Linked DNA regions of Mus musculus: all the other regions are linked to region 1. The links are chromatin loops, found by intact Hi-C in ENCODE. Cell type or tissue: heart. All regions are shown on one strand.

Region 1 (5,000 bases):
TCTACTTGAACGCCAGCCAAATTCCCTGTGGGGGTGCCTGCCCTCTGCTGGTCCCTCTGGGTGTTTGTGCCCACTGCATCCTTAAAAGCTCTACTTTAGCTCACCAAGAAGGTAGGCTGAGGTGCAGAGTGGAAGGGCTTACGTTGCAGTGACACTTCCGGTCGTTTTCAGAGTTGGCACTGTGAACAAGTCCTTGGAAAGAGGCTGCACCTGCAACAGCAGGTTGAGTAGGATGTAAGGGTTTGAAATAAAAGGTTGGAGAGTGGTAGGCCCGGGGTGTAAGTACACTTTATCTCTGTTTTCTCGAGCCTTTCATTTGAATAGTCATTTACTGCCCACCTCCTTGTGTGGCCTAACATAACTATTAGGTAAGTCCTTTTGGAATGGTGAGCAGTGCCCTACCTTCCACCAATCCGAAAACTAAGAATGCCATCAGACAGCATCTGAGGCTGATAGCCGAGATGTCCCCAATTTGCTGTAACCGCCTACCTTTATGAACTCACCCATGATGTGAAAAGTGTTATGACTTTCTTAGTTCTATATTTAAAACTTCACAAAACTTACTGCCACAATGGACCATGGAGTTTGGGGGGAGCCTAAGTCTCCGTTCCTAGGCTGAAATAAATTCTTTCATATTTCCCTTGAGGAAAGAGGTCGTTTTTTACATTTTCTTCAAGATTTGCCCTCTTTTTAATTACATGTATGTGAGCATATCCACAGGTATATCCACCCAAGTGCAGTGCCCACCATAGAGGCCAGAAGTGTGGGAGGCCCGGGAATTGGCGCTGCAGACACCTGTGAGTCCCCTGCTGCAAGTGCTAGAAGTTGAAGTGGAGTCCTCAACAAACCCCTCTCAGTCACTCATCTCCAGCCCTGGTGTTTGCATTTGCTTGGCTTGTTTCTCACACCCACAGCTGATCCTGGGTTTGCTGGCAGCTCTTGCTGCTGGCAGAGAACTGCCGGACAGCGTACGACGCCCCAGTCTGGCACCAGTGCCCTGAGCTGCCTCTCAAAGGGCTCGGGTCAAACCACATTTTCCAAAGCAAGCTCAGAGAGGACTCTAAAGCCTCTTTCCTGCCCACCTTCCGGACCCTTCTCTGTTTCTCATCTGAGGGCCTGAGACGACAGGAGTCAGAACCTCCTACCCAATTTCCAACAGGCTAGGAGCACGAGTGGCTACCATATGATAAATGGGAGTGGGGTGGGCAGGCAGGAGGCAACCATCTCCTCCTACTCATGGCTCCTCTCTGCCAACCAAAACAGCTAGTGGGGGCTCTGGTTTCCACAGCTACCATCCGAGGCCTGTTGTGGGGCAGGAGAAAGCGCAGGTTTGCACAGTTCTGTCAATCAGCCTCACCATCCAAAGACAATCTAGATGCTCCCGTTTTATACGAAGGATCGTGATCAAATGATAATTTAAAAACCATGCAGCGCCCCGGCAGTGGTGGCGCACGCCTTTAGTCCCAGCTCTTGGGAGGCAGAGGCAGGCGAATTTCTGAGTTCGAGGCCAGCCTGGTCTGCAGAGTGAGTTCCAGGCCAGCCAGGGCTATACAGAGAAACCCTGTCTGGAAAAATCAAAACCAAAACAACAACAAAAACCATCTAGCACGCAGTAAGTGCTCAACAAAGTGCCCTTCTCACCTGTCCTCACTCAGAAAAATCCTGGGATTGCCAACAGTGCTGGTGCCAGGAGCCAGTATGGCAGTTGCCTTAGGATCAGAAGCAGCCCAAGGAAAGGAACCCAAGATGTCCTGCCACCCAGCACACCCATGTGCTGACCTGGCTGTGTCCCTTCAGGAAGGGGGACCCCCTGTAGATGGAAACGCCCTTCCAAAATGCCCTTCTAAAGCCACCCAGAGTCCTTGGCCGTGGTTTCTGGAAAGGCTTGTTCCCTCCATCCCGTGGAAGGATGATTAGTGCTTCAGAACTTTATGGAAAGGACTTTATCTTCTTCTCGGTCCAGGCTGGCTCTGGCCAGTACAGGCCCTGATGTTAGTCTAACCTGCGACGGCGTCTCTGCAGGCTCCTAACTGCCTAGCTTCCCAGAACGGCAAGCACTGTCTGACAGACTATCCCAGCGCTTGGTCTGGCACCTTGGGGCAGGGTCATGTGACTTTGCCCTTCCTGGGGCCTCTTCTCTTGTTCTTCCCTTTGTGGGTCTGAGCTTTGGACACCAGAGGGCGCTGTTGCCTCTCGGATCTGATGAGACTAGTGGCTGTCTCATTATCAGAGACAAACATAATTCTAAGAGAAATCAGGAGAAATGTGAGGGCAGCGTAACAATGGCGTAATTCTATCGTCTCCCCTTGAAGTGTAATCCCATCAGTTGAGAGGGTGAGGCAGGAGGATTGCCACAAATTTGCTAGCCAGAGCAAACTCTGATGTCTGGGGCTACAGAATCAGAGTCAGAGTCAAAACATTAATAATATTATCATTAATTGTGCTGGTATAATAATCACTTGCCTTGCTTTTAGTTTTGTTCACTTGTTGTGACAGGCTTATGTAGCCCAGGCTGGCCTCCTACTTACTATATGTAGCTGATAATAACTTTGAATCCTGTTCTTCCTACTTCTGTCTCCTTAGTGCTGGACTACAGGCATGTATATATATATTTTTTTAATAATAATTTATGAAGGAGATGAATGAGGTGGCACATGCCTTTGATTCCAGCATTTGGGAAGTAGAGGCCGGTAGATCTCCATGAATTCAAAAGCAACCTAATCTAAGTAGAGAGTTCCAGGACAGGCAGGGCTAGAGAGCCCTCATCTCAGCACAACAACAAATGTAAGGAAAGCCTAATGACACCCAGTTACTTGGGGTCTGAAGCAGAGCCAAGAGCTCAAGGCTTGCCTGGGCTACAGAATGACTCCAAAGCCACCCTGGGATGCTTAGTGAGATACTTTCACATTGAAAATACAGGGGCTTGAGAGATGGCTCAGTGGATAAGGATACTGGTTGAGAGATGGCTCAGTGGTTAAGGATACTAGTTGCTTTAAAGATACCATTATCTCTTCCAGAACCTGGGTTCAATTCCAAGTACCCACTTGGCAGCTCATAACCACCCAAAAGTTCCCTCTTTTGGCCTCCAAGGGCACTAGGCATGCAGGTGGTGGACAGACAGACAGACACGCAGGGAAAAGGCCTGTACACACACAAGCAATAAATTAAATTTTCAAAAATGTCCCGTGATGTAGCTAAATGGTGGATAGAGCACTTGCTTGTTCTGTGTGAGGAGCCTGGGCTCCATCCCGGGTACCAAGAACAAAAAGAGAAAGAGAGAATGTAGCACCTGCCACTGAGACGAGACCTCACCTCATCTTCTATAGCCCCAGTCCGTGGAGCGGGCTGCCCTGGGGTAGCTAGCGATCAGGATCTAAGTCACAACCAACAGAAAGCGACCTCTTCCAACATCAGCAAGAATTAAATAAATGCACTGCTCCTAAAAGAAACAGCAGCAGCCAGAGCCACACTGGAAAGGAGACAGGCGGCTAGGAAGAAGAGGCCTCCCGTGTGGTGTGAACAGGATGCGGGCCCTGGTCTCCTCCTTCTGCTGGGGAGAACAATCTCCAAGTCCTGGGGCACGGCTTCCCTTCCTTTTCGCATCCCCACTCTAGCTGTCTGGAAGCGAACAGCACAGGGAACCGACCAGCTGCTCCAGGCTGTGTTTCAGTCACGGGACATGGGACATCCGTTTCCCCTTCAATCTTTCACTCTGGCACAAGTGAAGCCCCCATCCCCAAGGCCCCCCGGGGGGGGGTGCAGGAGGATGGGGACAGAACAGTCCTTGCACCTGATCAGCAAGTTTGCCTTCTCTTTGACGGTGCCTCTCATTGCTAACTGGCCCCATGGAAGAATGGTGCTACGGAGTAAGAGGTGACAAACTACTAGCTTCTGCGAGCACAGCACTCAGGGCTGCCAGACAACAGGCTTGGGGAGGCAAACATGGCCTTAGGGGTCAGGGCGGACAGTTTCTGGGGGCTTGAGAGGCAGGTCTCCAACCACAACTGACCTTGACTAAAGAGAGAATTGAGTGGGGACCGCCAGCCCCAACAACTCCCGCCAAGTTATCCCCATGCCGGGAGGAAGCTCCTGGAGGGCAAGAGGGTAGTTATGGCTGGGCTCCAGGAAGTCGGACAGAAGGCAGGCAGGCGTGGAACTCCTCCTTGGATCCGGGGTCCTAAGACCTATGGCGGGCATGACAGCCAGAGAGCTCAAGGCGAGTTTGCTCACTAATTTTCAGGTGTGTGCTACTTGAGGCTTTGTGCCACCTGCCGATGGAGTCAGAAGGAAAAGAACCAGTCCCTGTCCTCGCTGGTTCCCTGCCACTCGGAGGAATCACTAAGCGGCTTAAGGATCGAAGGCAAAAGGCTTTTCCTTCCAGGCCTGCTGGAGCCTGTGAAGGTCCCTCCAGGCCTCAAGTCCCACTCCCAGGAAATATCCACAGTCCTACGCTTGTGGGGTTTACGGGCCCTTTACAGCTCCACCCCACCGTTGGCCAGACAGGGGACAGGTGTTGTCATGTGGGGTCTAGCAGGTACACCTTCTGAGAAGAAGGATTTGCATAGGATTTGCAAAAACTGGGCTGGAAGCAAGCTCCACCCTCACGCACCCTGCCCACCCAGTCAGATAGCCAAGCCCTTCCCTCAGTGGAGTTCCTCAGGACCTCTCTGCTCACCTTCCCGCCCTGAGCAAGCTAGCTCAACAAGCAGCTAAGAGGCTTCTTCTCATCAACAGGCAGAGCCTGGGGATTTCTGGGTGGGGTGAGTCCATCATAGAAAAAAAAAAAGGACACCCAGAAGCCTCAAGATAGTACGGAGGGGTGAGTACCAACATCATTGGGAGTGAGGGGGGGGGGAGCCCTAGCTCTGCTCAGTGCTGTGGAGAGTACTAACTGCTGGGGGGCTTGGAGGCTGGACAAATGAGGCTTTCTCAGCTCCTCAGCCATTGTGGCACTGTGGGCTCAACAACAAAAGCCCTGACCCCACCCTGCAGAGGCCAGC
Region 2 (5,000 bases), 400 kb after region 1:
AGACTTTGAGGCCGCCCCCCCCCCAGCCCCCCAGCCTTCTGGACCTCAGTGCAGTCTGCGGGCATCGATCCGTGGGGTTCCCAGTGCGAATCTCCTGACTTTTTTACACGTTTACGTGAGCTAAGGAAGGGCACCGTTGGGCAGTGGGGGGCATGTGTGCAGATTCGGGCCATGCATGTACGTGTAGGAACAGCTTTGCATGCGTGGCCCACGGCAGTCTGTGTGTCAGCCTGCCGGGGTGCACGTGCGTTGCAGAGGCGCGGAGAGAGAGGCTTGGGGACACCCGGAAGCCTGGTGTGGCGGTGGGGCGCCAGTTCCCTACTGAAGCCGGCTGGCTGTGAGCCACTGGCACGAGGGTCACGGGCGGGGCCGGGAGAGGGAAATTAGGAGCGGAGCATCCGGGGAGACCCTTTCTCTCAAACTGAGAAGTGTGGGCTGCTCCACGTTGAGTGAGTGCTCAGAACCTCAGCACGCAAAGTTTTTAGAAGACTGGTATCTGTTAGAGCGGAGAGAATACTGATGCGGGCCTCAACTTGGCTGGGATCGCGCTCTTCATGAGGCCCCAAGGATGTGACGTGGAAATGGACCCACGGAGTTGTCTGTCTCCCTCGTGGAAAAGCAGGAGTGTAGGCGCTTGACCCTGCCCTGGGTTCTGGCTGAGGTTAGAACTCCTCTAAGAACTGGCAGAACTTGGACATCTTCACGGTAGGATCACCTGTTGGCCCTACCTTCCCCAAGCGCCTTAGGCTACTTTGGTATCCGGAAACAAGGCACCTTCTTTTTGGCTACTCTCTCAGTGGGGGTGGCCTCTACCGAGGGAGCTTTCCATCCTACTGGCCGGGCATTACGTCACCGCCTCACCTTTCAGAGTCTTGGGTTGGCTTTTTGGCGCCCTCACTCCTCCTACAAAGACTCCTGAGGGTCCCAGGGGTCTGGTTCTCAGGAAGTCTCCAGGGCCAAAGGGCACGGGTTGGGCTGAGCCCTGGAGAGACGGACTCTTGAGAGGGGTGGTTAGAGCAGGTCCCAAGGAGCATTGGTGGAGGTGAGACCAAAGCCAGCCCTTAATTAACCCAGACCTCCCCAAGGATAGAGTGGGCTTGGTACCTTCTGAGCCATGTGAGTCTTGTGGTGCAGAGTCGGGTAGATCTCTTTCAAGGCCATTTTGGTCTGCATAGTGGGTTCCAGATGGAGAAACAGGGAGACCCAATGAGAAAATAAAATAAAGCAAAACCAACCATATAAGTATGGAGCAGTGCAGGATGGGGCCTTCCCTAGACCATATTACCACCCTTTACATTTTCTTGTCACCTTGCTGGTCTAGCTGAGCCCCTATAGTCATGACCACTGTTCAGAAAGGAGGAGAAAGGTGGTCCCTGCTTGCTGGTGACAGAAGTGTGTGACACTTTACCTGTGACCTACTTATAGGAATATTGATCCCATTTACCCTTTTCTAAGCCACTGGGAGTTTTAGGGGGTAGGAGTGCTCACTGGGGGAGGGAGAGGAGGGCCATTGATAACCCCAACTGAGAAACCTCAGAGGGAGCCACCCATAAGCCATTGGGGATGCCTGTTTCTTAACGAAAGTGCCTGTGATAACTGGACATTGGTCCTTACCCTTCTTTGGACTTCCCTCTGTGCTGTATTCTTTTCTTTCAAGTAGAACCTAGATTTATTAAGGAAACATGAGAAAGAAAGGAAGGAAGAAAAAGGGAGAGAGAAAGAAAGGAAGGAAGAAAGAAAGAGGGAGAGAAGAAGAAAGGAAAGAAGGAAATGGGAACAGCACCAGGGAGAGAGAGAGAGAGAGAGAGAGAGAGAGAGAGTGTGTGTGTGTGTGTGTGTGTGTTTCTCCCAGCACTTAGTCTGCCCATCACTAAAGCACTGTGGAAGTAGTTGCCAGCTAGGATTCTTGCCTTCCACCTCCCCTGGTGTACACACACATTTATCATGTTCACAAGGCTTGGCGATGACACTCCTTCCTTAAGCCAAGGACCTTCCTGTTGGCACCTCAGCGCCATCTGGTGGTCAGCTTTGACCCTGCTGCGAGCTGACCTTACTTGGTTACCCAGACACCTCTTAAGAGGGACTGCCCTGTCCAATCAAGACTAGTTTGGTTCTGGGGACCTGGCTTTGAGGTTCTGGATTTGGGTAAGACAAGCAGATCAATAAAGTGTTAGAAGAAACTAGAATTTGTAGGCAGTGCTGGGATTTCATGTCTTGGCAGGTTTATTTTTTGTTTTTGTTTTTGTTTTTTTTTTTAAGACCTGTGACATCTTGGAGTAGGAACTTCTTGTCCTATCCCTTTCATTAGTGACTTTGGGATAGATTCCTCTTTCCTAGGAAAGCCAAGGCAGCTGACACTCCAGCATTGCCCAGAACCCCAAGGCCCCTAGTACATGGTTCTTATGGTGGAGTGTAGACTTACCCTAGTACATGGTTCTTACGGTGGAGTGTAGACTTGTATGTACGGCCACAGCACACATACTTGTTCACTTGGGTTCTATACCTTAAAAACTACAGCTATAACTAGGTGGTGGTGAACGCCTCTAATCCCAGCACTCCGGAAGCAGAGGCAGATGGATCTTTTGCAAGTTTTTGAGGCCAGCCTTATATAGCTACAATAACAACAACAAACCTACAACCAGAAACAAAAAGTAGGGTCAGAAACCTGTGCAAGTGTCACTTCTGCACGGAGTCTCAGCTGAGTAATACTAAGAGCCAGGGTCTCGGATGACAACAAGTCAGAGTGGCCTGTGTTCTAACTATCTTGGCCTCTCCTCTCTTCCAGGTCAGCAAGTCAAGTAGCAGGGGTTCAGGAGAGCTTGACACCTTCATAGTAATGGCAGAGAAGCGGCCCCTAGGGCCTCTGGGGCCTATGATGTATGGCAAGCTGCCTCGCCTGGAGCCAGACCCAGGGCCAGGACACAGCCTGCCCCTTTCTGCTAGCAGCCAGGACTCCTGCAATTACAAAGGTGCATATTTCTCCTGCCCCATAGGGGGTACTTCGAAGGCAGGATCTGAGCGGTTGGCATCCTGGACCCCATATCCATCTTTGTACCCCACTGGTGTGGCAGGATCCCCACTCCGGGGTGACAACCTACTGACAAACTGCCTGCTCTACCGTCCCCCGACAGAAGGCTCTGAAAAGATACAAGACTCAAGTGAGCTGCTGCCCTTCGGTCCCCAGGCTCATGCGTACCCAGGCCCGCCCCTGGCCGCGCCCAAGCCTGTCTACCGCAACCCTTTGTGTTACGGACTCTCCACTTGCCTCGGAGATGGGGGAACAAAGAGATCATTGGATGGTGACTGGACCCTGGTGACAGGGCCCCTGCTGCCTTCTGCTGACCCACCCTGTCCTCTAGCTACAGCTCCTGGCAAGGGCCAGCCCCTGGATGGGACGTTCTTGCGAGGACTACCATCTGGGGGACCTGGCAAGGACTCTTCCCTGCCTTTTTCCCCGTGCCAGGCATTCTTGGAGAAGTATCGAACTATCCAAAGCACAGGTTTCCTGGCTTCCAAGTACACCAGTCCTTATCCTGGGGATGCAAAGCAAGCAATGTCTGAGGGGCCCTCCAGTCCTTGGACTCAACTTGCACAGCCCCTAGGGCCACCTTGCCAGGATGCAGTGGCAGCCCACTATCCACTGCCCCCACCGCCACAGGCCCTGCCTTGCCCTCCATCTTGTCATCCAGAAAAGCAGGGAAGCTATGGCTCGTTGCTCCCACTGCCACCTCTAGGAGCCCACAAGGGGGCTGCGTACCAAGCTGGGGGGCTGGGCAGCCCTTACCTGAGGCAACAGGCACCCCAGGCTCCGTACATGCCCCCTCTTGGGATAGACAGTTATTCCTACTCCTCTGCACCCCTCCCAGCACCATCACCAGGGCTCAAACTGGAGCCCCCTCTTGCTCCAAGGTGCCCACTGGACTTTGTTCCCCAAACTCTGGGTTTTCCTTATGCCAGGGATGACCTCTCTCTCTATGGGGCATCCCCGGGGCTTGGGGGAACACCGCCTTCCCATTCCCAGAACAGTGTGCAGCCTGTGCCACAGCCCGGTGCCTTCCAGCGAGCATGCCAGCCTTTGCCAGCCAGCCAACCCTGCTCTGAGCCTGTGAGACCTGCAGAGAAGCCAACTCCAGAAGCTCAAGAGAAGATGTGGCTGCCCAGCTGCAGGAAAGAGCAACTCCAGCCCAGGCCAAACGAGCGTCCTGGAGTGCCTATTGTTATCCGGGACAGTCCAGTTCCCCGCACCTCACCAGCACTGCACCCCTGTGCCAAGGAGCGGCAGTCTGTCCCACAGAAGGATGCCAGGCCTCCCAGCTCCCCACCAATGCCCGTGATTGACAACGTTTTTAGTCTGGCCCCTTACCGTGACTACCTGGATGTGCAGACACCAGAGCCCAGGGCTGAGCGGGACTCGGCTCCAGCCACCAGTAAGAGCCAAGACAAAGATTGCAAGGGGAACCTGCCTGCTCAGGATGGAGCCTCCAGGTCTCACTGCTCTCTTCGTGAGGAGGTGGCTCTGGACTTGAGTGTTAAAAAGACGATGGCAGAGGGTGTCCCTGTCAAGGTCCCCAGTCCTGAGGTGCATGAAAAGCCCGCTGAAGCTGTGGATGGGCCAGGTATAGAAAACACAGTGTCAGGTCTGCCTGGCCTAAAAAAGATGGTCACAGAAATCCCTGAAGTAACTGCAGAAGCCACACCAAGGACCAACTTCCATAGCTCTGTGGCCTTCATGTTCCGAAAATTCAAGATACTCCGTACTGCGCCCGTACCTGCAGCTATTGTCTCATCTCCCACTACCCCGGCTCCTGTCCCTGCGCCTGCCCCTGCACAGCCTGTACCCAACCCCCCGTCTGTGCCAGTGGGACTGCAGATCCTCACTCAGCCTTTGCCAGTGGCATGCTTCAACCTGGCCCTGCCTAGCCCACCAGCCATAGTGGCCTCCCCGGCCCCAGCCTCTGCTCCACCTCCATCACCAGCTCCTGCTCCTGCTCCAGCCTCGG
Region 3 (5,000 bases), 170 kb after region 1:
TAAAGGGCACGTTTGTCTATGACCTCAAGAGAGAACAGTACAAAATACCCATGTCCAGCGAGCAGGTACAGTACTGTTCACTCTCGGAGAAGGCGATCAAGTGTGAAGGGGAGATGCTGAAAGAATCTGTGTGCTTGGGAAATAGTTTCACAGTGTTGCAAGGGTTTGCACTGTGGACGTTGGGCAATGTGAAACCTGGTGGGACCTGTAAGAGGCCTGACTGAGGAGAAGACTGTTGCCAGGTCTTCCCCTTGTTCAAGCTTGGGCTGCGGTATCTCCCATGCACACACTCCTCCCTCCAAGATCGTGTTCAGCAAGACATACCTACAGATATAAACAAAGAAGAAAAGACCAAGACATACACAGGATTCTAATGCAAACATGGTACTGAGCAGTAAGTCAGAGATAGAGGTGAGCAAGGAGGTTGGTCCTGTCCAACAACAAGCTGGCCTGTCCCGCCTTCGAATCAGGGACTGGTGATCGCCACTGTAATCAGGTGCTGGATCTGAACTGGTCCTTAACAACCACAGTCAGAACAAGGAGCACTGCCGATGCTAACTCGGGGGATAAAGCTTCTTCCTTTAGCCTCCATTTCTTTTTCAGGGAACTGTGCCATTGAGGACCTGCAAGAGGGAAAAGATCAGTCAGTGGCTGCCCATGATGCAGTCCCACTGTGTCAGGAAAATTTAACATTAAACACACATATTCATGTACACGACATGTTCCTTTACAGATCCACTTTCTGACACTTACCAATGTGTCAGGGCCACAATCTCCTTTGTCTGAGACTGGCCTTGTGATTAAGAAGGGAGGAGGCATTAAGACCAAACAGAGGCAGCCAGCTAATCCAGGGAGGTGTGCAGAGAAAGCAAGACTAATAATGTGTTGAAGGATGAGAGAGGATCAGCCGGCCTGAGCAGAAGCACGCATGCATGAGTCCTAAGCAAAATCGAAATACAGAAGCGTCTTAGTTTGCTTTCTGCTGCTGTGATAAACACCATGACGGAAAGTAATTTGGGGAGGAAAGGGTTATTTTAGATCACACTTTGTAGTCAAGGAAGTCAGGAAAGAAACTTGGAGACAGGGTCCAGAGTCAGAGGCCATGCAGGAGTAATTGCTTACTGGCTTGTGCTCCCTGCTCAGTTTGCTTTCTTAGACACCCAGGACAACCTGCCCAGGGACAGGGCTGCTCATAGGGGGCTGGGCCCTTCCACATCAATTATCAATTAGAAAATAGCCCATAAACTTGCCTACAGGCAAATCTTAAGGAGGTGTTTTCTTGCTTGAGGTTTCCTCTTCCAAGAGGGCTCCAGCTTGTGTCAAATTGACACAACCAACCAACCAACAAACAAAAAACCCACAACCAAACAAAACCAAACAATCAGCAGGAAAGGACACTAAAACAATCACAATAACACAACAACAAACACACACACACACTCACACAAGCCATGCTGTCCCCAAGGGCAGTGGTCATAGAGTACTCTCTTGGCTCCTACCTGGAGGGTCCAGAGGAAGTAACACCTGCTTATGATGGTATCTACACACCAGTCCTAAAAGAAAAGTGAGAGGTGGGCTGGCAAGGTGGCTCCATGGGCAAGGGTGGCCACTGGCAAGCCTGCTGACCTGAGTGTGATCCCCGGAACCCACGGTGGAAGGAGAGAACGGTCACCCGCAAGTTGTCCCCTGACCTCTTCATGTGTCCTGTGGCACGCTCACCCCTCAAATAAATAAATAAATAAATAAATAAATGTAAACATATTTTTAAAGATGAAAGTCAGACTTACTGGGCAGAGGGAGTGGGTGTAGGTCTGCTAAGGACTCCGAGGACCTGGTAGAGCATCATGGGCAGGTTGGAAGAGGACATCAGGCTGAGAACGGGGCATAGAGTGCGGCTGAAAGTGGTCAGTGGTCAGGCAGGTGGGAACAGAATGTATCTTGTGGTTTTGACATCTAGGGGTCAGGCTGGTGGCCAAGGTCAGAGCTTACAAACGTTAGACTATGGTGTTTAGAGGGCATTCTACCTTTCTGTGAGGTTGGTAGGAATAGGCTCGGAGAGACTCTGCTAGCTGCAGGATTCCTGTTCTAACTGGGTTATGAGCAGCAGTCTGGGCTCTGAATTCCATGACCAGAGTTACTGGCTGGGCTGCAGAACACGATGGTGATTAGGGTTGGTTGTGTGTAAGCCTGCGAGCTGCCTAGTGCACTTCTGATTAAAGGCGAAGTCGAAGCAACTTGATGGTGGAGAATTAGCTCTGCAAGTAGCGATTGCTTAGCTTGCATGCCCCCTAGTGGTCGACTATGGGAACTGCTAGTAGGGGGAACAAGGTGGATGTTGAATAAAGTAGGAGGTAAGCTTGTTCTTGTTTTCTATATTCCTGCTGTTCATAGATCACTCTCTCTCTCTTTTATTAAATGAAAGAAGTCTTACTGGGTAAGGCAAGTGCTAGGCTAACTAAGTCACATTCCCAGCCTCCTTTTCTTTCTCTGTTTTCATTTTGAGACATGGTCTCATACATAGGCCAGGTTGGCCTTAGATGTGCAATCTTCCTGCAGCTGAGATTATTGGTGTCTGCCATTGCATCCTGCAGCTGGGATTATAGGTGTCTGCCATTGCATCCAGGTCTGTTTATTCCGAGTTCCCCTCCTTCTTTCTTCAGTGCTAGACACAGAGCACTGGACGGTGCCCGTGCTGGACAAGTCCCATGCCACCAAGCTTCATCCCTCAGCCCTTTTATTATTTTTCTGATTTGTCTTCTTTTGCCCAACTTGATTTTGTGATCTATCTTCATTTTGTGTCTGTTGATTGTTTAATTCTATTGTTCAATAATATATGATTCTTTATTATTATCATTTATTATTATTATTCACAAATAGGACTTTTTGTCGCTATTAACGGTCTGGATTTTAAACAGATTCTTGGTCTGGTGGGTCATATCCATCAGCTCGTTGAACGTCAGCACCTGTCTCGTCTCCAGTTGTTTTCCTGGAACTGCCGCCTTCACCATGTAGCTCCATGAGCTTGCCCAATTCAAACCTGGGTTTCTTCAGCATTTTTACTTTTCTAAGACGTCATGGAGAAGATAAATGGACTGGCAAGCCTTTTCTATGTCTTTCCCAATGCTGTCTGGAATCGGTTTATTAAGTACTTCCTTCAAGTCATTAGTCGGCACTTCTCCGGTCACGATTTCCATCTTCTTCCAGATCTGGCAGACTTGCTGGTGCTGCACATAGGATGTCTTGCGTATCTGGTTGTTGGTGTTTGTTAGTGAAGCCAACCCAGAAAAGTCGGAGCAAATACCCATCGGTCCTCCTGACAGCATCATGAGCTTCAGTCGTGGTCTGACACTTTTGGACCATGGAACACATTTTGTCCCGGGTGAGATCCATGTCAGAGAACTTCTCAGTTTTTGCCCTGAACGTCCTCAGTAATTAGCTTGAACTTTCAGAATGTAACTTCATCATTCTGTAGATCGGCAAGGTTCACTTCAAACACACGGCCCTTGAAGCCATCAGATGCCATTTTGGTTCCTTGAGTCCGTGTGACTAGTGTTTTCCCGATGTCTCTAATATTGAACATTGCTGGAACTTTCTTTTTTTTTTTTTTTTTTTTTTTTTTTTTAAATTAGCACTAACACGTTTATTTACTAACCAAAGGAATGATCCTGGGTAAACCAAGTTTGACATGAAGGTCCATGTAAAGTGTTTGTGATAAAGAGAACTCAACAGTCATGAAAAATAAAACCAAAGAAGTGAAGCTGTTTGTTGCATTTGACCGCTCACTGAATTGAGCATATTCACTCTGGCAGCTAACTCCTGTCCAGGATGACGAGGAAGCCCTCATTGCACCTTCTCGTAGACCCGAGTGCAGGTGGCATTGTTCATGACACACTCCACGATCATCTTCGCATCCTTCAGTTTTCTTGTTATCGTGCTCTCCTTCCCGTCCCATTGCTGGTGCTGGACCAGGGCACCGTCTTGGAAGGTACACAGACCGTCTCAGTTTTTCTGCCATCAGCTGTCGTTTCATCAAACTTCTCTCCCAGGTTACAAGAGAACACGGTCGTCTTCACTGTGCTCTCGGTTTTGACCGTGATGTTGTTGCCATCACACGTAATGATACAGTCTGGCTTGGCCATGGCAGCCATCTTCCTAAGAGCCAGTCCTACTCCTAGCTCTTTCATGTACTCCTCAAAGCCGTGGCTTTCCATCAGGCGCCACTTCCCTTCGAGATCCTTAAGGCTGGCCATGGCGGGAGGGAGAGCACAAAAGCAGCAGAGATGCGGTGGCGAGGGCGCTCTGCTGGAACTTTCACATCATACCAGCCTCTCTTAGACAACGGATCAATCGTGTTCTTTTTAGCTCCCTTCTTGCCCCCTTTCGTCAGGTGATTGTTCTTGGTGACCACTATGGAGAGCCGAAGGGGCAGAAGTACCTTTTTTATTATGTTTTTTTTTTTCCCCCTAGAAAATACTTTATTTGTTTTCATTGTCAGACAAGGTCTTGCTATGTAGCCTAACCTAGCCTGGAACTTGTGATCCTCCTGCCCCAGCTTCCTGAGTACAGATGTGAATTTATTAGACATTTCAGAACTTCTTAGACATCGGCTCTGCGGTCACAGCAAACGAGGTGCAATCTCAATGGCGGAGGATAGTCTGGGGGTTCACAATGATTTTTTTCTTCCTGAAGTTTTTCCTTTTCCTAAATTTCATGTTGATTTTGGGCCATGATTCTGTCTTTTCAATGACTGTGGCTTCAACTCGTTAAAGCTCCTTTCGGAGGAGTGGCTTGCCCAGGAGTGTGAAGTTGTCTGCCCCAACCAGCAGGACCTTCCCCAGCCGAATCCTCTCTTCACACTTGATATCCAACTCATTTTCAATTAGAATCAGGTCCTCTGCGGTCACCTTCCATTGGTGGCTGGCAAAGTGCACGACAGCAAAGAGCCAGCCATACTGGCCTGTGGCGATCAGCTCATTCACCTTCTTCACAACCTCCGCATG
Region 4 (5,000 bases), 180 kb before region 1:
TTTTGTGACTGACTTGTTTCACTCAACAAAATGTCTTTATTATATTGTAATAGTCTAATTCCAAGTTGATATATATATATATATATATATATATATATATCTCAATTCGGCATTCCTTTTTTTTTTTTTTTTTTTGCTAATCATAGATCTGATAACGTCCCCCAGGTGCATGGTAGCATGGTACAATTCTACCAGTTAGTTAGATGGGCTCCAAATCTGCTATCTTTCCTGACTCTCCCCTGACCTAGGCAACCAGAATACCAGCAAATCCTGGCAGCTTCACCTTCAAAATAGACCTGACCACTTCTCACCACCTCCAATGACATCTTTGACTTCAAGACCCCACCATCTTCCTTCAGGATTATTGCTTTTATTTTTCTCTCTCTAGCCTTATACTCTACTCTCTGTGCCACAGCGATAATTGTTCTTTTAGAGACTGAAATAAGATCAAGTGACCTTCTGGCTCAAAACTTTCCATTGGTGTTAGCAGAGACTGGCAAAATTGTTTTTATAGTCTACAGTAGTCTGCATGGTTGAGTCCCTGGCTACTTCCTTATGAACTCTCTCTACTATTTACCTCTCATTCAGCCATAAACGTTTGTTTGCTAAGAGTTTATGTTTCCTTGTTATTCTTAGTCTCTCCCTTCCTATTAACCTGTCAAATGTGTTCTTACCTCAGAGCATTCAAATATGCTGTCTCCTCTTCTCAAACATTCTTTCTTTAAATATCCACTAGATGTGGCTCACCCCTATCATGTCAGCCCCATTTCGGTTTAAGAGCTCCTTATCAATGAGTTCTTCTCCAGCATCTAAAAATAGAAGTTGCCTGACACCATTGTTTAATCTTTAGCCTGCTCTGTTCTGCATAGCACTTATCTGACACTATGTATTTTGCTTTCTCTCTCCAGAACCAGTAAAGATCACTGAAGGCAGGAAATGAGTTTTGTCTACTGATCAACAAATACTCAACTGAGGACCTGACCAGGGAAGTTGGTATTTTTGATTGCCTAATTTATAAAACGGAAAGACAGAATGGGAACACATCAGAGTAGATTTCTAGATTTCACGGTATTTTACATTTTCTGTACTTATATGGTAAGATGAGCAGGGGAAGTGGTGTGTGAATACAGAGTCAGAGATTCATAGAGATAGTGAGTAGAATAAACGTTGAAGCCACTGCTTAGAATTCATTTTAAATGGACAATTTGATCTCAATCTGTTCAACCAGATAATTTTCTATGACAAGATACAAGAATGAAAATTATGTAAGTCTCTTCAGGGGAACGTTAGGGTGGGATTGAAAGACTGGGGTTGGAATGATGTGCCATTAAATCCTGGATGAGAAAGAAGGAGAGGAGGTTAATATGCAAGAGATAAGGCAGCGGCTTTCAGCAGATTGGAGTTTCTGATAAAGTTGAGGAAGAGTTATGTTACATCTCTAGAGCAAGGAGGGAGGAAACAGTGCCCTCACACAAACTAAAAAAAGGTAATTAAAACCATATAAGCCGGGCGATGATGGCGCGCGCCTTTAATCCCAGCACTTGGGAGGCAGAGGCAGGCAGATTTCTGAGTTCGAGGCCAGCCTGGTTTACAAAGTGAGTTCCAGGACAGCCAGGGCTATACAGAGAAACCCTGTCTTGAAAAATCAAAAATAAATAAATAAATAAATAAATAAAATAAAACCATATAAAAGTCGGCTGCTGCAGCCATCTTCCAGTAATTGGCCAAAATGACGAACACAAAGGGAAAGAGGAGAGGCACCCAGTATAAATGTTCTCTAGGCCTTTTAGGAAACATGGCGTTGTTCCTTTGGCCACGTACATGCGAATCTACAAGAAGGGTGATATTGTAGACATTAAGGGAATGGGCACTGTTCAAAAAAGAATGCCCCATAAGTGCTACCATGGCAAACCCGGAAGAGTCTACAATGTCACCCAGCATGCTGTGGGCATCATTGTAAATAAGCAAGTTAAGGGCAAAATTCTGGCCAAGAGGATCAATGTGCGGATTGAGCACATCAAGCACTCGAAGAGCAGGGACAGCTTCCTGAAGCGGGTGAAGGAGAACGATCAGAAGAAGGAAGCCAAGGAGAAGGGCACCCGGGTGCAGCTGAAGCGCCAGCCTGCGTCAACCAGAGAAGCACACTTTGTGAGGACTAACGGAAACTGCTGGAGCCCATTCCATATGAATTCATGGCCTAGTGGACAAAAAAGAAATAAGGGACCAGGACTGCAACAAAACAAAACAAACAACAACAACAACAAACCATAAAAGTTTTCATCAGGAACTGAGATGGATTAGTGAGTTAAGAGCGTGGCGCCAAAGAATAAGGGTCTAAATTTGGATATCCAACGCCTCAGTAAAAAGCCAGGTGTGGTGCACACCTGCAATCCTAGCATTTCAGAAGTAAAGACAGGATTCCTGGAGCTTGATGGTCAACTACTTTTGCTAAATAGGTGAGCTACCTTCTAACAAGAAAGAAAAGAGGGGAAGGGAAGGAAGAAGGGAAGGGACAAGAAAAGCCAGTGGCAATAAGTTCTAGGTTTTGGCTGGGATTGTTTTAAGACCCAAAACTAAGCGAGCCATAGACTCTGGATCAAGGATGATGGTCAGTTGGGAGAAAGGTAAAACAAGGAGGTGCATGCATAAATTCACAGAAGTTCCCCAGAGTTAGGAGTCCCAGAAGACAAGGTTTTGTTGTTTTATTGTATAAGCGGTGCCAGGATTCAGCTTCTACCTTTGGAACCTGAAGAAAGAAAACATTAACCCCTGTGACGAGGTGAGGTTGGGGATGGATAGAGGTGGTGTTCCAGAACAGGAAAATTTCAATCCAAAAAGTGAAATTTAGAAAAAAACTAATAAAAGGCTGGAATGCTTCATTAAGACTAGCTGAAAGTTAGCACTCTTTATTCCTTTCTTTCACTTATTACAAACAATTCACAACCACGGCAGCCAGAAACCCGTGTGCTGTAGTCAGTCCTACTCTTTTCAACTCCCCGCGAAAGCACTCACACCGGAACTCCTCTGAGTCCGTGCTCTCCCATTGGCCGAAGCCTCCGCCCGCCTTAAATGGCTTCCGCCCACGGCTTCAACCAGAGGGCGGTCTCTAGGAGTCACTTCCGTCTCGCACTACCCACCCACCCCCACCTCGTTCCCTTTTTAGCTGCTTCCGGCCTCGGGCCCCGCCCCCCACCGTGGGGCCCCGCCCCTACCTGCCCCTCCCCCGCCCCGGGCTGACGGCCGGGCCCCGCAGCACAGCTTCCGGTGCGGGCCCCGCCCCGGCTGTGGCCCCCAGCTGCGGAGGAGTAGCAGGCTCAGCTGCTACGCTGGGGTCTGAGCGGCTGCCTCCTCCCTACCCGCGAGCCCGGAACGCTGCACATAGGTGAGCGGCGCGGGTCGTGGTTCTTTCTGCCGCGGCGGGAGAGGGGCTGTGGCAGGTGGAGGGGACCGAAATGGGAGCCGAGGCAGGTGTGTAGGGGAGACGCGGGCTAGTGAAGCCGGGGTCCGCTGAGAAAAAGTGAGAGCATCGGGAGGAGCCCCGTCCTCCCGGTGTCCAAAGGAGTGGTTTGAGATAAAGAGATGGGAAAGGTAAGGGACCCCCCCCCCCTTTTGGCAACCGCAGAGCGAGCTTAGATGGAGTAATTAGAGAAGAGCCGGGAGATTGGCAAAGGGGGCTTGGTGGAAGTAAAAGTGATAGGGCTCCATTGGGTGGGAGGTAAAGAATGGAAAGAGGGGTCGAAGAGGGTCGGGGACAGAGCTGGAAACGAAGGTAAGGGAAATGGTCACCAAGGCCGGGCTCAAGCGGCAAGCAGTCCGTTGCTCTCGGTTTGGAGGTCCGGGAAGTTTAAAAAACCCGAGCGAGGGATGGAGAGATGAAGTTAGATTTCGGAGACGTAAATTCTCTAGATGTTAGTAGTATTGTTTGAATCCTTGGCTGCTTAGGGATTGGGATGAGATGGACTCTTCGGGAGGATGTGCCAATTGAGTTGTAAAACGGAGTCATCTCTGTCTTAATAAAGACGCTATCGGACACCCCTCTCCCTTGCTGAGGAAAGCCTACCGAGAAGATGGTGCCAACCAGAAAAGAAGCAGTTGTACTATGACTGGCAGGAGTTGGTTGAAATATTCCAGTTGTGTTGTTTGACTTTAAAGATTATACGAATATTTCTAAATGACCAGTGAATTGCTTGCTCTTCTTTTGTGTGCGTTTTGTTTTGTCCCCAACGGGGTTTTTATTTTAAAGGAACAATTTTGCCAACTTTCAGGCTTCCCTACAGAATAAGAACTAAAGCAGAAAGAAAGTATTGCTGCAGGCATAACTTATACTTTCCAAACTGCCAGGAGGAGGGACAGGCAGTAAGGGGCCAATTGGAATTGGAATCTTTTATCCGCCTATGAAAGCTACAACCAAGTGCTTCTAAGAAACAAAATGAGATTTGTCTAGCATGGCTCTGGTTGGTTTTTGAACTCCCCGCCTCCCCAGCTTTAAAAATTATACTCTTTAAACGTGTAAAAATTTATATAAATCAAAGCCATTTTTTTTTCTTGTTAGAGATTAGTTCTCCCATGAATTTTTGAAGATGGTAAAAGGTTACATTTTCTTATCTTCCAACTCAATCCTAAAACACTGGGACAATGCAAATATCAAGTCCCAACCTGCACAGTGCCGCTTCCCCTTTCATGTGGCAAACAGAAATGCACACCCTGTTGCCAGTCCTCTTCACCCTAAAATTTGCTCTGAGGAAGACTTGTGGGAAACTATAACTTAAGTGAGGTGTGTTGAAGGGGGAACCTGGGAAGGTTAGAGGTGGAAGGGTGTGAAAGGGATTTGTGTTTGGAGACAGATTGGCAAGAATGCAGATAACCCTGCCCCCAGGGTACTTTGGGACTGGAAGCCTTTTCTTCACTGGACTCATAGAATAAATATAGTAGAAGTGAGTCAGAAAGAAAGAGGATGTGAGGAGATTTATTTGTGGTTTATAAAAAAAAAAAAAAGAAAC
Region 5 (5,000 bases), 110 kb after region 1:
ACACACACTTAAGTGTACCCCCCCCCCCCACATAAGATTAAAAAACCAAAGCTGGCTTTTAATCCCAGCACTTGGGAGGCAGAGGTAGGTGGATCTCTTAAATTTGAGGTCAGCCTGGTCTAAGTTTGAGTGAGTTCCAGGATAGCTAAGGTTACACAGAAAAACTGTATCAAACCAACCAAACCAAACCAAGCCACCCACTGCAGCACAGTACAGCTCACTACCAGGACTGCATTTATTATAACAGACTATGAAAGTGCAAGGCAAGAAAGAGGACTGAGGGGCAGTGTAAACAAACGTGGGGGAGGCACAGGCACTCCTGAGGAGGCTCAGACGCCCTCCTTCCCAGGGACAGCCTCCCGCAGAACACCCAGCCCTTGGAATTAAGGCAGTTAGGGTGTGAGCACCTCTGTGCCTTTATTGGTGTTATTTTTGTCTGTCCCCTAACAGCTGCCCATTTCTATCCCTCCTAGCTGGACACTACTGAGCTTTTTCCACAAGTAATGCTTTTCCACACGAGGCCACCTAGCTCGACAACTTTCCTTCCAGGGACAGTTCTAGCCAAGTACAACTACCCCAGAGAGTGTGGTTTCTTGGGCACTGCCCACCCCCAGGAGCTGCCAAATGTCCAGGCTACTCTGTTTTAACCAAACAGAAATAGAACTCCACACTTAAGTTCCACAAGCCCTTGTGGCCTCACTGAGCCCTACCACCAAGTCTTTCTCTACTCTGTACTATCTCTGTTCCCTCTGCACATGAGGACTCCACCTCTGCAGAGCCCTAGAAGCCTGGATATGGTCTGTGTTCCTTCCCTGCAGGCCATACATAAAGTGCTCAGAATGAGATCCTTGCACAGAGTTGCAGACTCCCACTGTAGAGCCCAGGCAGCATCTATGACCCAACCCAAGAACCAAGTAGATGTGCCTCTGGCTTCTGTCCCATCTTCCTTCTTGTGATGCTGCCAAGCAGTCGAGTAAAAAGCCCCTAGACATAGTATACTCTTTTCAGCCTTCCACAGCCTGAGAGCAACAACAAAACCCCCTGCTAGGCACTGGCAACAATCATGAGAACAGATTTGTGGCCAAGTAATAGGGAAAGCCTTATCTTTTGATCTTACCTTTTTTGCTACTACCTATGAAAGGACATAGCAGGCATATCATTTCTCCTAAGCCTCCAGTAATCACTGGACGGACAGTCACATGTGGTGCCCAACCCCTAACTCTGACTATTGCCGCCCCTTATGCTGGGAACCGTATCTACCCCAAGCCTCACCACACACCTGGGTAAGATAAAGCAAAGAGGCCAGGCAGTGGTGGCGCACGCCTTTAATCCCAGCACTTGGGAGGCAGGGGCAGGTGGATTTCTGAGTTCAAGGTCAGCCTGGTCTACAGAGTAAGTTCCAGGACAGCCAGGGGGCTACACAGAGAAACCCTGTCTCGAAAAACCAAAAAAAAAAAAAAAACCCCAAAGAGGAGGACCCGGGCAGAGGGGGACTGGGAAAACTAGATTCCAGGAAGAGGCTTAGTACTGAGTCTCAGGCTTGGGGCTTAGCTGTGTTCTCCCAGAGGCTTTTTTTTTTGTTTTGTTTTGTGCATCAGCCCTAGCCTTGCACAGGCTAGGCAAGTGCTCTACCAGCCTGTGAGCCCTGTGCTGGGGAGAGAAATGTGCCTTGTTAGAGGGAAGGCCTCCTTGCACTGCAGATTCATCAACTCAAGTGGGGTCCAGGAGCTGGCTTAAGTCTCCCCTTCCCATCCTGTCTAAACATTTCCATGTAGGCCAGAGTCACACAGCTACACCAGGACACCTCTCATCCATCAATACTTCTCAAAAGCTTACACAGCTAAACATAGGAAGGCACTAACTTCCCAGCAGCTCCCTCTGCTGGTAATAACAAAAACTGCAGATTCCTGCCAATCCAATTTTTACCTCAAAAAAAAAAAAAAAAGTCGGAGAAACTCTCCAATGCCAAGGAACTACAGATAAATAAACATATACAACAGAGCAGTTCTCTTGTAACAGGGGAAGGGCCAACAGAGTTACTAAGCCCATCCAGACAGCAGGGCCAGCAGAATGGTCCAAGTTCAGAGGTTCTGAAAGCCACAGGCCCACTCCATCATTAAGTTAGATTCCTTGCTGTAACCTAAGGAACAACCCACTTGGCGCTTCCCAGCTGTATTCTTTGAGATTCCTCCTGCAAGCCATAAAGTGCTGCTCTCTGCCTCTCACCATACCCCCAGCACAGCCTGAGTGAAGGAGTTCGTTCTTTCTTCTCCCTCCTCAGGAGGAGTCAGAATGTCTGTAAATGGTTTTCTTAGCAATCAGCATAAGAACCTCAGGAAGTTTCTCCTCCCTTATTAAAGTGGCTTCCTGAAACTGCCCCAGTGGGAACCTGCCGACTTCCACCTATCACCTATGACCCAGACGGGGGCCTCTGACATGAGAAGCACCAGGTGAGGGCTCCTGTAGGCCACTGGCCTCCCCAGAGGTCAATGCCTCCAGTGGTTCTAGGCTGGCGGTGATACCCAGTGCACTGAGTATCACTGTGAAGGGCCATTGGGGCCATCGGCCCATCCTGGAGGGCTATGGCTACTGGAGGGTACAGGAAGAATCCCCAAGGCAGCACCAGCAGCAAGAACACGCGGAAGAAGCAATAGGCTTAGGAGGAATGAGGTCCAGGTCCTCATCATCTGGAATCTCATCCAGGTGATATCCATCCTGCAGCAGCTGCCGGCTCACATCCTGGTTCACCTGCTAAAGGAAGAGGACAGAAGTGTAAAACAGGATGCGAGGCATACAGAGCTGCTGCCTAAAGGCAGGTCCCTGCTCTACCTAGCCCCAGGCCTCTGCACATCCTGCATTACAGAAGGACGGCCCTTTCTGTGCAGTGTCTTTCCAGCAGTGAGGAACTCCCCAGAGGCTCACTGAGAACCAGCCAGGCTTCTCTTTAAAAATCTGTCACCCAGATATCCATATCAAGATTGAAGAATATGGGGCTGTCCTCTGTGGTGGTACATGCCTTTGATCCCAGCACTTGGGAGACAGGCAGGCAGTTCTGAGTTCAAGGCCAGCCTGATCTACAGAGCGAGTTCCAGGACAGCCAGGGCTATGTAGAGAGGAAGGTTGGCAACAGAAAACTAGGCTTGAGTATTAGAGGTATATGTGGAACAGTAGAAAGTGGTAGGGGGACAGCATTGCTGCTAGTTCCTTCTGTGCTGGCAGGGCTAGGTTCCTGCAAAGCCAGCCTGCTTTCACCAGGGTGCTGGTAGGCAGGACATCAATGATGCTAGGACATTTTTAGACTTGTGATTCTTGACAGAATTTCCTTAGTTTTTGACAATCTTAATGTCTTAGACATATAAGGAGGGTACAATGTGCAAGCTGTTTTCTCCTTTGCAAAACTGAGATTAACCAATGATTCCTAGGAGAATAAAGACGAGCTACCCAGTGCGGCCATGTCCCTAACTGCAGCTCATTTGTACTTGTACTGGCACATGGTACCATGCCTGGCTGAGAATTTTCTGTCCCTTTGGTTCTCGCTGGGACAATCACTCTAGAAAGATGTCCTAAAGACCAGCCTAGGAGGTGTGCTCATACTATTGCCAGAGATGGAACTGAAGAAAGCAAGCTCAGTGGAAGATGGGTGGGGGAGGGTTGAATGCTGACTCAGAGAAAAAAAGGGAAGCCTTGAATTACCTTTCAACACTGGAAGGCAAACCTATGACCAGTGGGTCCAGGCTGCAAGAAACAGAAGACCTGGAAACTACCCAAAGAGGGCAGCAAGCAATGTTTCTTAGATGTAGTGAGTGACCAATCACAAGAAGCATTCCAGCACAGTTTATAGACACTTAGCCGGAACTTAGAAAGAGGATTCCAAGATTATGGACTTGACATCACTTCTAGCTCTGAGGATATATAGTCTCCTGAATTTCAACAGCCATCCTAAGATGCCTGTCTCTCTTTGCTTAGGGAAGAGGGAATAGTGGAAGACTAGGGAGCAAAGTGGAATCTAGCACCGTGCTGTGCACACAGCAGGCAGCACAAACATTTTGGCAGTGGTGGGTGGTGACCTGCCTGCAGCCTGACCCTGCACAGATAGGCGCTCTGGACTTGCCTCTGCAGAGGAATACCCGGAGGAATATCTGGATTCCAGCTCCCCATCACTAGGAGAAGAGGAAGACAATCAGTTCAGGGGACATCTCTGTGGCACAGCTGCAAATGGCGAGGGCATGCAAGGGGGTCTGAAGGACTTGTGAAGCAAAGACTGCACACCAGAGAACTCAAGCCCAGAGTCCCAGTGAGCACCAATGGCTCCCGCAGGTGATTCTCGCTAAAAGTGCAAGCCCAATAGGACAGGAACACTTCCAGCCATGCTATCCCTGGAAGGGACAGCAGTCAAAAGAGAGCAGCCCTGGAGTGTACATGAAGGGCCTCGGGGGAGAAAGGCAGCAGGCAAGGGCATCAAGCACTCTGCTGATCTATTCAAGTCACTGCTGACTATTTCCAAGGAAAGCACTCACCTGTCAGAGTCGAGGGACACCAGGTTTTCATCTGGACTCTGGCTAAGAGCAGTGTAGCCCTTGTTAAACTTCACTGACCTGAGATGGGGCGGGGAAGAAAGCAGAGGCATTTCACAGGGAAGGCCAGAGCCCTGATCCCTATGCAGAAAGAACTGAGTGGACTATTCCAGACTTTCCTTCTACCCGGTCACAGTCACCACGAACTGCTGTTCTATGCAGTTGGCTCCGGCTTCTCGGATTCTTTTCTGGCCCACTCTACTGCACTGAAAGCTCCTAGGAAAGGCCCACCTCCCCATTTCAGGAACCAGGTAAAAAGCTGCATCTTTCCACCTTAGCCTGGGGATCCCAGGCAAGTCACATTTGAGTTTCAGCTATAAACAGCTGTGTGAGGTCTTATTCAGCTCTAAGAGGGTACCATTCTGCCTTTAAAAAACAAACAAAAAAAACTCCAAAAATACTGCACGGGCTCTCCATCTTCACTCC
Region 6 (5,000 bases), 66 kb after region 1:
CAAACACCTGTCCACTGTTAAGTGTTCTCCTCAGCCGTCCAGACTGAGCCCTAACCCTAAGAACAGAGCTCACAGACTGATCCTGGATGCTGGTCACACATTGGCACTAGTTCCAGACTGAACCCCAACTCTAATTCAGACTTGATCCCTAGCTCCACCCACCACCCTGCAGGACAGAAAGTGTGGGCAGCCTGGGAATGGGTGCTACCTTTTGGCGCCGGGCTCAGCTCTACACCTCCTGATCTGTCACTAATGACTTAACAGAGCGACCCCTGGGAACCAGGCCGCTGAGGAAGCAGCACAGCCAGGAGCTCACTGTTCACCCACTCTAAATGAACTGCCACCCTGCTGTTCCAGACGCAGACCTGCCAGTTTCAGGTGGGGCTTCTCCAAAGAGCTCAGCAGGATGTTCTGCGGTTTCAGATCCAAGTGAGAGATGTTTCGTTCATGCAGGAACTGCAGGGCACTAGCTGAGGAGTCAGCCACCAGAAAATAAGTCAGAGCCTCTTTCCCACCTGCCTCTCCCCTCCCCAGGCCTCCACCTATCCCCGTACAGCTCTATTACTGCAGCGCTGTTCTGGCTGAGCTACAGAATATATAGAAGCAACAGACTCTGGCTACTTCTAAGAGTTCCCAAGTGCCTGTTCTCTGTACCCTTCATAAAACCACCCTCCCTTCAAGGAGCCTCCAGAAAAGCCCCAGCCCTTAAGGACGTTGCATTCTCCCTCACTAAAGCACTTGGGTTCCACCTACTGGGCCCTGGAAGATGCCACAAGGTTCTTACATCATGTTCTCCATGTGGAAGCCTGAATTCCCTACAGATGCTAGGGACACAACATGGCAGACTGCAAAGCATTGGGATAGGGGAGAAGAAGCCACGGGGTGTGTCACAAGCTTTTTACCCAACTGCTGCATGAAAACACGGGCCACCTTCTCAGGCAGGATCCTGCGGGTATGAATGAAGCGAGACAGGTCACCCCCTGCACAGAACTCCATGATGAGGTAGATATTGTCATTGTCCCACTGTGGTTGCAAGTAAAGAGAGAGAGCGTGAGTTCCAGGACAGCCAGGGCTATACAGAGAAACCCTGTCTTGAACCCCCCCCAAAAAAAGGGAGCGAGAGAGAGAGAGAGAGAGAGAGAGAGAGAGAGAGAGAGACAGCTTTAGGCGCTGTCCCTTCTCCAGCCGCCTTTGGAGGCACCCCTTCCTGGGCTCAGACCTGGAAGTCTTTCAGCTGCACGATATGGGGGTGCCGAATGCCCTTGAGGATCTCAATCTCAGTCAGGAGGTTTTCCACTGACGCCTTGTTGAGACTCTTCTTGGCCACGCATTTTATGGCTACCACTTCCCGAGTATCCTTCTGTGGTACAGAAAATTTGGGGTGTCTGTTTTGAAGGGGCCGACCCCATGGGCTGGAGTGGGCTCTGAGTCTGCAAACTTTCCCCTGTTTGGAGTCTGTCCACTCTCCATGGACCTCCAAGTTTCCCAGCTTCCACGTCTCAAATCAACGAGGCATCCGGATTCGGGAATCCCACCCCAGCAAGTGTTCTCCAACGCCGTGCTTCTAACCCACCGCATCACTTTCTAGAGGGGGGGCGGGGAGGGTTAGGGGGCGGGGGATGTCACTATTTAAAGAGCTATCCACTCTGCATTCTAACTGGTGCTGCCTCCTGGGAGTCTGACCCCAGACTCCTCCCAGCCCCTAAGGCAACTTCCGTGCAGAGCCGGTTCTTCAGCCACTGACACAGAGATTCCCTTAGGTCATCGCCCGCACCTCCAGACCAAACTGGCGTGGCTGTTTTTAAAACCTAAAAGGGGCGGTTAGCTCCAGCCTCCTCTACCAGCTTGGGCAGCCACTGTGGCCTTACTGCTCTCAAGGCGGTCGCCTTTCCTGCTCAGCTTGGCCCGTGACCCAGCCGGGCTTGCAGGGAGTTGGCTGGCACGGGAGTCGGGTGCCCGGCGCCGGGACACCTCCGGCACGACCCGCCCACACCCACCTTGGCGTAGGCCTTGTACACCGTGGCGTACGTGCCACTGCCCAGGCGCTCGGTAAGGATGAAACCGTCCAGCCGAGGGAGACCCCAGCTGGGCCCAGCCATCCCGCGCCCGCCGCCAGGTGCTTCCTGGTTCGGGGTGCAGGTTCCGGCCAGCAGAGAAGCTGGGGGCGCTCGAGGGGCGGCGAGGCGGGACTCCGCAGGGCCCCGGCGCTGCCCGCCGGAAGCGCGGCTCGACACCTCCCCTCCGAGGCTCCTCCCCGCCGGCAGCGGGCTGGGTGACACCCTCTGCCAAGGATTGCCAGGCAGGTTTCAGACACTGAGGCTTTAGTGGGTGTAGAGTTGTGTCGAGGACTGCGGACACGATCACATGGGAATGGCATCCTAGAGACCACCTACGTAGGGGGCGGGAGGAAGAGCCTGGCTCACTCCCTGCCCTTCAAGACCAGAAGCAGTGGATATGAAAATCCCAGGGCCCCACAGGGTGACGAGGGAGAACGGACTCCAGCAAGTTCTTCTCTGATCATCACACGTGCTCTGGCCCTTATTCATTCGTTTATTTGGTTTTGGAAGACAAGGTTTCTCTGAGTAGCCCTGGCTCTCCTGGAACTTACTTTGTAGAGCAGTCTGGCCTCGGAGTGCTGGGACTAACGGTATGTGCCACTATGCTTGGCGAAAAACAATTTAAATGCCTTTGGAAGAGACCAAGTTGCCATTGCCAGGGTCCTCGATTCTGCCTTTCAACTCTTTCCCTAGAGTTGAGTGGTCTGTCGTCCAGCACAGCTCAGCCACCAACAACCTTAACTGTCACCTCACCTATCTTAGTAGGCCCTTAGTCTGTACTTCAGTAGGCTATAGCCCTCCCAAGTCCACCATTGACATCAGGGCCAGTGCTGTCCGAAAATCTTTTTATTTAAGCACAAAAATTGAGACATGACATATACATCTGTACATGGAGGAAAATAATACCAGGAAGTTTACAAAACCCCGGTGGCTGACATTACCACTTGGTGGCTCTAGGGCTGACAGCATGAGGGTAGTCTCAGGAGGGCCCCAGTTCCCAGGGGCAGGAGACTGGCCAGCTTGGTGAGCTCTCGCAGTACTGACAAAACACAGGGTCCAGGTTTCCACAGCGGCTTCTTAGGTGCCACTGCAGTGACACACCCGTGGAGCCCCCAGGACAAGTAGAAAGGGACCTAGACTCCATTGTGGGAAGAACCCTCAGAAAGAAGGCTCGGCAGTCCTGCCTGCAGGACATAGTTCAGGACTGATTTCTTCCAAAAGACCCTAAGCGTTTTAAGAGGTGAGTATTGCTGAAGATAGGCAGGGGCCAAGCTAAGGCAGAGGGGCAGAGTCCCTTGGGAGGAGAGAAGCCAAAACAAGCAGACATCTACCCTCTCACAAGACTGGTAGAGGCTGGGCAGGACTTGACTTACTTGTCTTCGTCCCCTCCTCATCCCCCAAGTCTCAACCAACCCCACTTACTGTACATTCAGAAGTCTGAAGAGAGGCTAGGGAGGGCCCCCAGAGGGCACAAGGTGCTATCACACATGAGTCGTAGCAGGCACAGGGTCATGACTCGGTTGTGAAGAACACCAGGAGCTCACCGGAAGAGGACTTGGGAGACTTCTGTGCTCCCACCCAGAACACAGCTCACCTAGAGTAGAGCCACTGGGGGACTTAGGAAGCCCAAGCATGAAAGGCAAGGTTGTGGAGACCCAATACACATGGAGCCTGTAGAGGGAGGGAGTGAAGTACAGGGTGCCTGTGGAAAATCCCCAGTACAGTGAGCCCAGGTTGGCCCATGATCCCAAGCACATGAGTCCATTTGTTTTCAGGGAAAACAGTCCCATTGCTTCCAGACAAAATCAGACCAAGCCACCATTAGAAAAGGAAAGACAGCTTTGTTATTTTTTCTTTTCCCATGTGTTTTTTTTTTTTTTAAAGTCCTTGTCCCTTCCTCTCCTTCCCTCTTGTAGAGGAGAAAGCTGACTACTGAGGGAGGAGCAGGGACAAGACAAATCCCTGCCAGGTCTGTGCTGGTGTAGTCACTGCATAAGGCACCCGAGGAAAGTGCAGCTCAGAAGACAGTTGACAGAGAGGCCAGGGCTCAGGGAAGGAGAGTCGGGAAGCCTAATTCCCCTGAAAGGCTCCTCGGGCAGCAGATGAGGCAGCCCCGCGAAAGGTTCTGCTGCTGAAGATACCCTGGGAGAACTCTTCCTGGGCCTGCTGGAAGCTGGCTCCTGTTCGGCGGTAGAAGGCGTGTACCTAGGGAAGGAGGCTGGGGTGAGAAGAGCCCAGAGCAAACCTAGCCATCAGGGTATGGTGGCAGCCACTGGAGGGGTCAACCCTGCCTGGCTGCTTACCCATAGCCTTGGATGAGGTGCTGGGCCCCTGAGAGCTTCAGGAGCAAGGCATATTTAGATTTGTGCCTGCCCAGGAGAGATGGGCATTTTACTGGGGTTCGCTGTTGGCTCTGTCCTACTTACCCGCTGCAGGAGGAAGAGTGAAAGCCCAGCACAGAGGGTAAAGAAGCCAGCCACTACCATCATGATGATGGTCACAGCTAAGGGCCCATTTTTCATCGTAGATAGGGCTGCAAGCCAACCACTACAAAAGGAGAACGCAGAGGTGAGGTAAGATTGAGACTCAGAAGTCCCCAAGAGGAGCACTTCTCCCAAATGGCTGTGTCCTGACCACCACCTGGACATTTCCCAGCCGCACAGGGAGCCTTGTGGTTCAATGACCTTTCTCTGTGAGTGAACAGGCTGTGAGTGCTGACAGGCCCACACCGGCCCAGCATGAGCTCTCCTGAGGTCTCAGAGGTGGGGTCATGTCTTCCTGCCCAGTGAGGTTTGGAAAGGAGATACAGCAAGCCCCTTGCCAGGAGCAGCCCAAAGCTCAGTGCTGCTGACTGAGGGGGGGGACTGGGAAGACCGGGCTTTCACAGAGGACTCTGGCGAGAGGAGCACTGGCCAGCCTGTTGCCTCTACTCTGTCACCTCAG

The links. Peaks named below come from ENCODE experiments on the same cell type or tissue, not always from the same donor. Only the 100,000 strongest peaks of a DNase experiment are listed, where the experiment ranks them.
Region 2: it touches region 1 in a loop (1.9-fold over the local background); 2 of 42 quality-filtered maps call a loop at or near these places.
Region 3: a loop joins it to region 1, with 9 times the contacts of the local background. A loop is called at or near these places in 8 of 42 quality-filtered maps.
Region 4: a loop joins it to region 1, with 2.4 times the contacts of the local background. A loop is called at or near these places in 3 of 42 quality-filtered maps.
Region 5: a loop joins it to region 1, with 7 times the contacts of the local background. A loop is called at or near these places in 28 of 42 quality-filtered maps.
Region 6: it touches region 1 in a loop (4-fold over the local background); 13 of 42 quality-filtered maps call a loop at or near these places.

What each region holds. Positions count from the first base shown.
Region 1 is chr9:57,653,096-57,658,095 of GRCm38, reverse strand. It overlaps a transcript of Csk not described here. Among named protein-coding and RNA genes, the nearest start is that of Csk, 9.9 kb to the right of the region's middle. In heart, CTCF peaks have their summits at 48 (motif pointing left) and 2,156 (motif pointing right); DNase peaks (open chromatin) are centred at 945 and 2,145; H3K4me3 peaks cover 427 bases; H3K27ac peaks cover 487 bases; H3K27me3 peaks cover 2,055 bases.
Region 2 is chr9:57,256,926-57,261,925 of GRCm38, reverse strand. It overlaps 1700017B05Rik (RIKEN cDNA 1700017B05 gene), which reads left to right. Exons shown (of 3, transcript NM_028820.2): 2 at 2,786-5,000. The coding sequence starts at 2,837. Among named protein-coding and RNA genes, the nearest start is that of 1700017B05Rik, 3.2 kb to the left of the region's middle. In heart, a CTCF peak has its summit at 2,028 (motif pointing left); DNase peaks (open chromatin) are centred at 305, 875 and 2,015; H3K4me3 peaks cover 1,800 bases; H3K27ac peaks cover 1,501 bases.
Region 3 is chr9:57,483,213-57,488,212 of GRCm38, reverse strand. Gm51707 (a long non-coding RNA gene) reads right to left here and starts at 2,578. Exons shown (of 4, transcript XR_003948331.1): 1 at 1,788-2,578; 2 at 1,500-1,553; 3 at 754-939; 4 at 1-623. It also overlaps the pseudogene D9Wsu149, the pseudogene Gm6166 and the pseudogene Gm18103. In heart, a CTCF peak has its summit at 2,293 (motif pointing left); a DNase peak (open chromatin) is centred at 2,182; H3K27ac peaks cover 296 bases; H3K27me3 peaks cover 224 bases.
Region 4 is chr9:57,835,064-57,840,063 of GRCm38, reverse strand. It overlaps Arid3b (AT rich interactive domain 3B (BRIGHT-like)), which reads left to right and starts at 3,285. Exons shown (of 9, transcript NM_001379353.1): 1 at 3,285-3,382. It also overlaps the pseudogene Gm7547. In heart, a CTCF peak has its summit at 3,086; a DNase peak (open chromatin) is centred at 3,093; H3K4me3 peaks cover 3,007 bases; H3K27ac peaks cover 3,760 bases.
Region 5 is chr9:57,538,406-57,543,405 of GRCm38, reverse strand. Fam219b (family with sequence similarity 219, member B) reads right to left here. Exons shown (of 5, transcript NM_001166364.1): 3 at 4,518-4,595; 4 at 4,112-4,160; 5 at 219-2,751. The coding sequence ends at 2,587. Among named protein-coding and RNA genes, the nearest start is that of Fam219b, 3.4 kb to the right of the region's middle. In heart, a CTCF peak has its summit at 1,883 (motif pointing left); no DNase peak of the experiment used is centred here; H3K4me3 peaks cover 830 bases; H3K27ac peaks cover 304 bases.
Region 6 is chr9:57,586,684-57,591,683 of GRCm38, reverse strand. It overlaps Scamp2 (secretory carrier membrane protein 2), which reads right to left. Exons shown (of 9, transcript NM_022813.3): 8 at 4,484-4,604; 9 at 2,886-4,262. The coding sequence ends at 4,128. It overlaps Ulk3 (unc-51-like kinase 3), which reads right to left and starts at 2,232. Exons shown (of 16, transcript NM_027895.1): 1 at 1,998-2,232; 2 at 1,220-1,360; 3 at 903-1,023; 4 at 366-470. The coding sequence starts at 2,099. In heart, CTCF peaks have their summits at 754 (motif pointing left) and 2,142; a DNase peak (open chromatin) is centred at 2,173; H3K4me3 peaks cover 1,974 bases; H3K27ac peaks cover 1,813 bases.